2 separate regions of the Homo sapiens genome follow, and region 1 is linked to region 2. A link is a contact called in ENCODE POLR2A ChIA-PET data. All regions are on one chromosome and are shown on one strand. Each heading gives the region's core, a stretch centred on a gene start or an enhancer-like site at or near the end of the contact. The rest is flanking DNA. Distances are from core to core; before and after follow the strand shown. Region 1 overlaps ARID3A (AT-rich interaction domain 3A). Region 2 has its middle 5.1 kb from the start of PALM.

Region 1 (2,700 bases), core at 57-2,556, 240 kb after region 2:
CATTTCTCAGCAGGGAAAAATGAGGCTCGCGGAGGCAGGGGCCCGGCGTCCAGGTGGGAGCATGAGGGCGTATTGTGGGTGGGCTGGCCGGTCTGGGGGGCGGGGACCCTGTACAGAACGCCCCGGCCGCGTGGAGTGGCAGGTTCGTCACTGCCTGGGGGAGGAGAACACTGGGTATTTCATTTTTATTTTTTTGTTTTTTTTACTTTTACTTTTTCCTTTTTATTTATTTATTTATGTATTTATTTATGAGACAGAGTCTTGCTTTGTCACCCAGGCTGGAGTGCAGTGGTGCGATCTTGGCTCACTGCAAGCTCCGCCTCCCGGGTTCAAGCGATTCTCCTGCCTTAGCCTCCCGAGTAGCTGGGATTACAAGCGTGCACCACCACGCCCGGCTAATTTTTTGAATCTTTTTTTTTTTTTTTTTTTTTGAGACGGAGTCTCACTGTCTCCCAGGCTAGAGTGCGGTGTCGCGGTCTTGGCTCACTGCAAGCTCCGCCTCCCGGGTTCACGCCATTTTCCTGCCTCAGCCTCCCGAGTAGCTGGGACTACAGGCGCCCGCCACCATGCCCGGCTAATTTTTGTATTTTTAGTAGAGATGGGGTTTCACCATGTTGGCCAGGCTGGTCTCAAGCTCCTGACCTCAAGTGATCCGCCTGCCTCGGCCTCCCAAAGTGCTGGGATTACAGGCGTGAGCCACCGTCCCCGGCTAATGTTTTCTTTCTTTAATCCCAAAGGCTTCAAAACTAAAATTCTGTTTGTTTGTTTGTGTGTGTGTGTGTGTGACAGGGTCTCCCTCTGTTGCCCAGGCTGGAGTGCAGTGATGTCATCTCGGCTCACTGCAGCCTCGAGCTCCTGGGCTCACGTGATCCTCCTGCCTCAGCCCCCTGAGTAGCTGGGATTACAGGTGCGCCACTATGCCTGGCTAATTTTTTTTTTTTTTTTTGTAAAAACAGGGTTTTGTCATATTGCCCAGGCGGGTCTCAAACTCCTGGGCTCGAGCAGTCTGCCCACCTCGGCCTCCCACAGTGCTGGGATCAAAGGTGGGAGCCACTGTGCCCAGCCCACACTGAGATTCTGCATTGAAATGTTTGCTGGGTGCCCCCCATTGCTGGGCACCGTGGGGTGGGGTGTGTCTGTGTGTGGCCTGGGGCACCCCCTGCCGTCAGCCCAGATCTGTGTCTGTGTCTGCATCTGTGAAACGGGTTTCCTGGCAGATAGAGGGGCTGCTTAAGGCCAGTGCCCTCGGCGGAGACTCTATTAGGGACTGCGGGCCCCAGATTTCCACGTCATATCTCGCCGCCATGGGGCTGCCTCCTGCCTCCTCTGCACCAACTTTCTGGAAGTGCCTGTCAGCTGATCCCACCCCGGCCACATCTCAGCACCAGGCCTGTCGCTGCCGTCCTGGACTCGTGGGCCTCAGTTTCCCCAACTGTGAAACGGGCTGGCGGCCGGTCAGCGTCTCCTCCCTGAGCAAGGGACTCCCCCATCCATGTCTCAGCCCCCACCCAGATGCCCCGGGACCGTTTCACAGATGAGAAGACCGAGGTGCCAGGGTGGCGATCGCACGAAGGGCCCGTCACGGGAGAATGAGGAGGGTCTGGCGTCAGCAAGCTCCCCCGGAATCTCGTGATCTGGAAATCCACAGAGAAGCACCTTCACCACGCCAGCTTCCCGGGCCGCGCTTCATTGTCATTTCTGGAGAGTGTTATTAATATCCGCCCCGTGGGTGCGGCGCTGTGTATTTCCAGAGAGGGGACTCGGGGCCCATCAGGGCCGGGGGAGTGGAGCCGGCAGATGTTCGGCCCTGCCCAGAATCACTTCCCCAATTTCCCCACGCCCGGCGGGGCTCTCAGCATCTGCATCCGCCGAGGCCTGGCTGTGCTGACGGGAATTGAAAGGACCTCGTGGCTTAGGCAGGCGGGGGAGCCCCCCGGCTGGTCAGGTGCACGAGGAGCAACCCATGGCCAGGCAGAGCCCAGAGAGGGCGGGGAAGGGCCTGAGGTCACACAGCAGACGCTAGCTAAGTAAGCGCCTGCTGGGTGTGGGTGACCCTGCCCTCCCCCGACCCATCAGTCCAGGTCGGTCGGGGCCGCCTGTCCCCTGGTGTTTCCCTTCACAGCCCACCCGCCCCAGCTGACCTCTTCCTCCTGCTCCCTGAACCGGGAAGTCCGGGCCCTTTTTGGACACTGCATCTCCCCAGCATACAAGATAGTCCAGGACACACAGGAGGTGCTCAATAATGGCTGCAGAGTGCCCTGTCCTGGCAGAAACGCTGTGGACTGACAGCCCCGTGTGGCTGGCCCTGTGGTCCACGCTCAGCTCTGCTGCCTCTGTCAGTCCTGGGAGTTTCCGGGACGGGAAAAACAGCGAGATTCAAAATCCCCCGGCCTCCCGGGGCCGCGGTCCTGCGGGGCCACAGCGCCAGCTTCCGCTTCTTGATGGCTTCGGCCCCACCCCCACCATGGGTAAACTGAGGCCCGGAGAATGGGCAGACTGGGGCGCGAGACTCCAGGTCCTCCAGGTCCTCCTGCCCCCCGTGCCCTCCTCCCGCCTGCAGCCCCAGGCTCTGCTCCGTCTTCATTCCTTCTTCATTCCTGCCTCATCTGTCCAGCTGTTCATTCCTGGCCTCTGGACTCTGTGGGGAGGGGACGAGGGATGAGGCCTGGAGTCTTTTTTTTTTTTTTTTTTTTTTTTTGA
Region 2 (2,700 bases), core at 109-2,608:
TAAGCTGGATCCTGCCCCGTCCTTCCCATGGAAGCCATCACAGTCAGAGAAGAGGGTAGAAGACAGGAAACCATCCATTCATTCACTCAACTCATTCCGTGAGCATTTATTGAGCACCTACTGTGTACAGACAGTGTTGTGGGCCTTGGGGACTCAGCAGTGAAGAAGACAGGCAAGTTCCTGCCCTTGTGGGGCTGACATTCAGCAGAGAGGCAGGAAGGAAACGCTGAACACAACATGTAAATGACATTGTCTGTCAGAAGAATTTAGTGGGAAAGAGAGTGTGGACAGACAAGAGGAATAGCAAACGCCAGGCACGGTGGCTCACGCCTGTAATCCCAGCACTTTGGGAGGTCGAGGCAGGTGAATCACCTAAGGTCAGGAGCTCCAGACCAGTCTGGCCAACACGGTGAAACCTCGTCTCTACTAAAAATACAAAAATTAGCCAGGCATGATGGTGGGCACCTGTAATCCCAGCTACTCAGGAGGCTAAGGTGGAAGGATGGCTTGAACCCAGGAGGTGGAGGTTGCAGTGAGCTGAGGTTGCGCCATTGCCCTCCAGCCTGGGCAACAGAGCAAGACTCTGTCTCAAAAAAAAAAAATTAGCCACGTGTGGTGGTGCACACCTGTAGTCCCAGATACTCAGGAGGCTGAGGTGGGAGGATTACCTGATGGGGGAGGTCGAGGCTGCAGTGAGCCAAGATCACATCACTGCACTCCAGCCTGGGTGGCAGAGTGAGACCCTATCTTATTCAAAAAAATAAAAACAACAAGGGTACCGAGGGCACCCAGTGACAATGGGGAAGCTGGGGAAGTTCTCCCAGAGGAACACACAAGGCGTCTAACAGCAGGTGTCTGGATGGCTGAAGCCCAAGCTGGTTGTGGGGCAAGGAGAGGTGAGCAGGGAAGAGACAGGATTGTCTGGGCTCAGCTTTGCCTTGTGGGGCTGCAGGGCACTGGGGAACCATAGATGGTGTTTGAGCTGGGGCAGGCCAGGGCATATTTCTCTGGTGAAAGAGTGGAGTAGGGAGAGGAGGTGGGGAGACCCGGAGGCGACATGGCTCAGGGTTGGGGTGGGGGCCATAAGGCCTCAGCTAAAGTCATGGCTGGGGAGAGGCGAGGGGGGTCTCTGACTCAGGGACAGGGGAGGAGTGAGGTTTTGGGACCCACCTATAGCTTCCGGTCGTCCAAGGCTCCAGAGGGTGGCCAGATCTGCAAGGAGTGGTGGGGCGTGCTGGGCGGAGCCCCGGGGTAGAGCTCTACGGAAGTAGGAAGGGCAGGGGCGCCCTCAGGGAAACCTCACTCCTCCCCTGTCCCTGAGTCCAGGAAGGGGTCAGGCCAACGTCGCTCTGGAAGCCTGGAGGCGGGGCCGAGGTGCAGGGGCGGGGCCGACATTGCCTGGGAGGCGGGGCTGAGGTGCAGGGGCGGGGCCTACATTGCCTGGGAGGCGGGGCTGAGGTTCAGGGGCGGGGCCGACATTGCCTGGGAGGCGAGGCCGAGGCACAGGGGGCGGGGCCAATGTGCAGGGGCGGGGCCGACATTGCCTGGGATGCAGGGAGGTGGGGCCGATGTCGGGGGCGGGGCCATGGTGCAGGGGGCGGGGTCGGGGCGGGGCCGAGATGGCCTAGGCTGCTGGGAGGCGGGACTAGGGTGCAGGGTGCGAGGCTAGCGGGGTGATGCGGGGGCCGAGATTGCCCAGGAGGCGGGTCCGAGGTTCAGGGGGCGGGGCTAGGGCGCAGGGGGCGGGGCCGACATTGCTTCGGAAGCTGGGAGTGGGGACCGAGGTGCAGGAGGCAGAGCCTCAGTGCAGTGACTGCTCCCCACAGGACGCGGATGGGCGCTGCAGTGCCTGTGGGTGGGTGAGCGCAGTGAGGCGGTGGAAGTGAGGGTGTGAAGGGCAACTCGAGGCAGCTTCTCTCCGGTCCACTACACACCCCACCTTGTCCCACCTCCACACCTTTGCCAGGCCGTTCCGGCCACCTGGAACGTCTCCCTCCACCGTTTGCCCGGCCCATTTCCCCGGTTCAAGTGGCATCACCTCCAGGCCTGTGTGTGCTGGAGTCGGGAGGTGTGGGCGGCGCGAGTTTTTCGTGCAGGGCCTTGAGAGTGGCAGGAGGACTTTAGCTTTTGCTCGGAGGGAGGTGTGAGTCCTGGAGGTTTAGAGCTGGGGCGGTGGGAGAAATGATCCCAGCAGTCCCTTACCCTCCCCACGGCCTCCTCACTTCCTCCTATTTTTACACAAAATGCCTCCACCACCCTTCAAACCCTGAATCTTTTATTTTATTTTATTTTTGAGATAGGGTCTGGCTCTGTCACCCAGGCTGGAGTGCAGTGGTGTCTTCACAGCTCACCGTAGCCTCGATCTCCTGGGTCCAACTGATCCTCCTACCTCAGCCTGTGAGTAACTGGAACTACAGATGCATGATACCTCACCTAGCTAATTTTTTAAAAAAAAATTTGTAGGCTGTGTGCGGTGGCTCACACCTGTAATCCCAGCACTTTGGGAGGCCGAGGCAGGCGGATCAAGAGGTCAGGAGATCGAGACCATCCTGGCTAACACGGTGAAACCCCATCTCTACTAAAAATACAAAAAATAAGCCGGGCGTGGTGTCAGGAGCCTGTAGTCCCAGCTACTCGGGAGGCTGAGACAGGAGAATGGCGTGAACCTGGGAGGTGGAAATTGCAGTGAGCCGAGATCAC

The links. ChIA-PET counts read pairs that join two places held with the same protein, here RNA polymerase II (POLR2A).
Region 1: POLR2A ChIA-PET joins it to region 2 with 10 read pairs in activated naive CD4-positive, alpha-beta T cell. The contact joins two enhancer-like sites. POLR2A ChIA-PET finds 5 or more read pairs at or near these places in 2 of 52 experiments (GM10248 and activated naive CD4-positive, alpha-beta T cell).

Annotation. Positions count from the first base shown.
Region 1 is chr19:946,030-948,729 of GRCh38, forward strand. All of the region lies in intron 3 of ARID3A (AT-rich interaction domain 3A), which reads left to right. Among named protein-coding and RNA genes, the nearest start is that of ARID3A, 21 kb to the left of the region's middle. RefSeq lists enhancers at 1,270-1,769, 1,314-1,373, 1,454-1,853. Within about 2 kb of position 1,307, at least 5 of the 41 ENCODE cell types and tissues checked have a DNase peak (open chromatin) inside an H3K27ac peak, as active enhancers do.
Region 2 is chr19:702,518-705,217 of GRCh38, forward strand. No RefSeq gene overlaps it. Among named protein-coding and RNA genes, the nearest start is that of PALM, 5.1 kb to the right of the region's middle. RefSeq lists silencers at 1,188-1,507, 1,608-1,707 and an enhancer at 1,580-2,550. Within about 2 kb of position 1,359, at least 8 of the 41 ENCODE cell types and tissues checked have a DNase peak (open chromatin) inside an H3K27ac peak, as active enhancers do.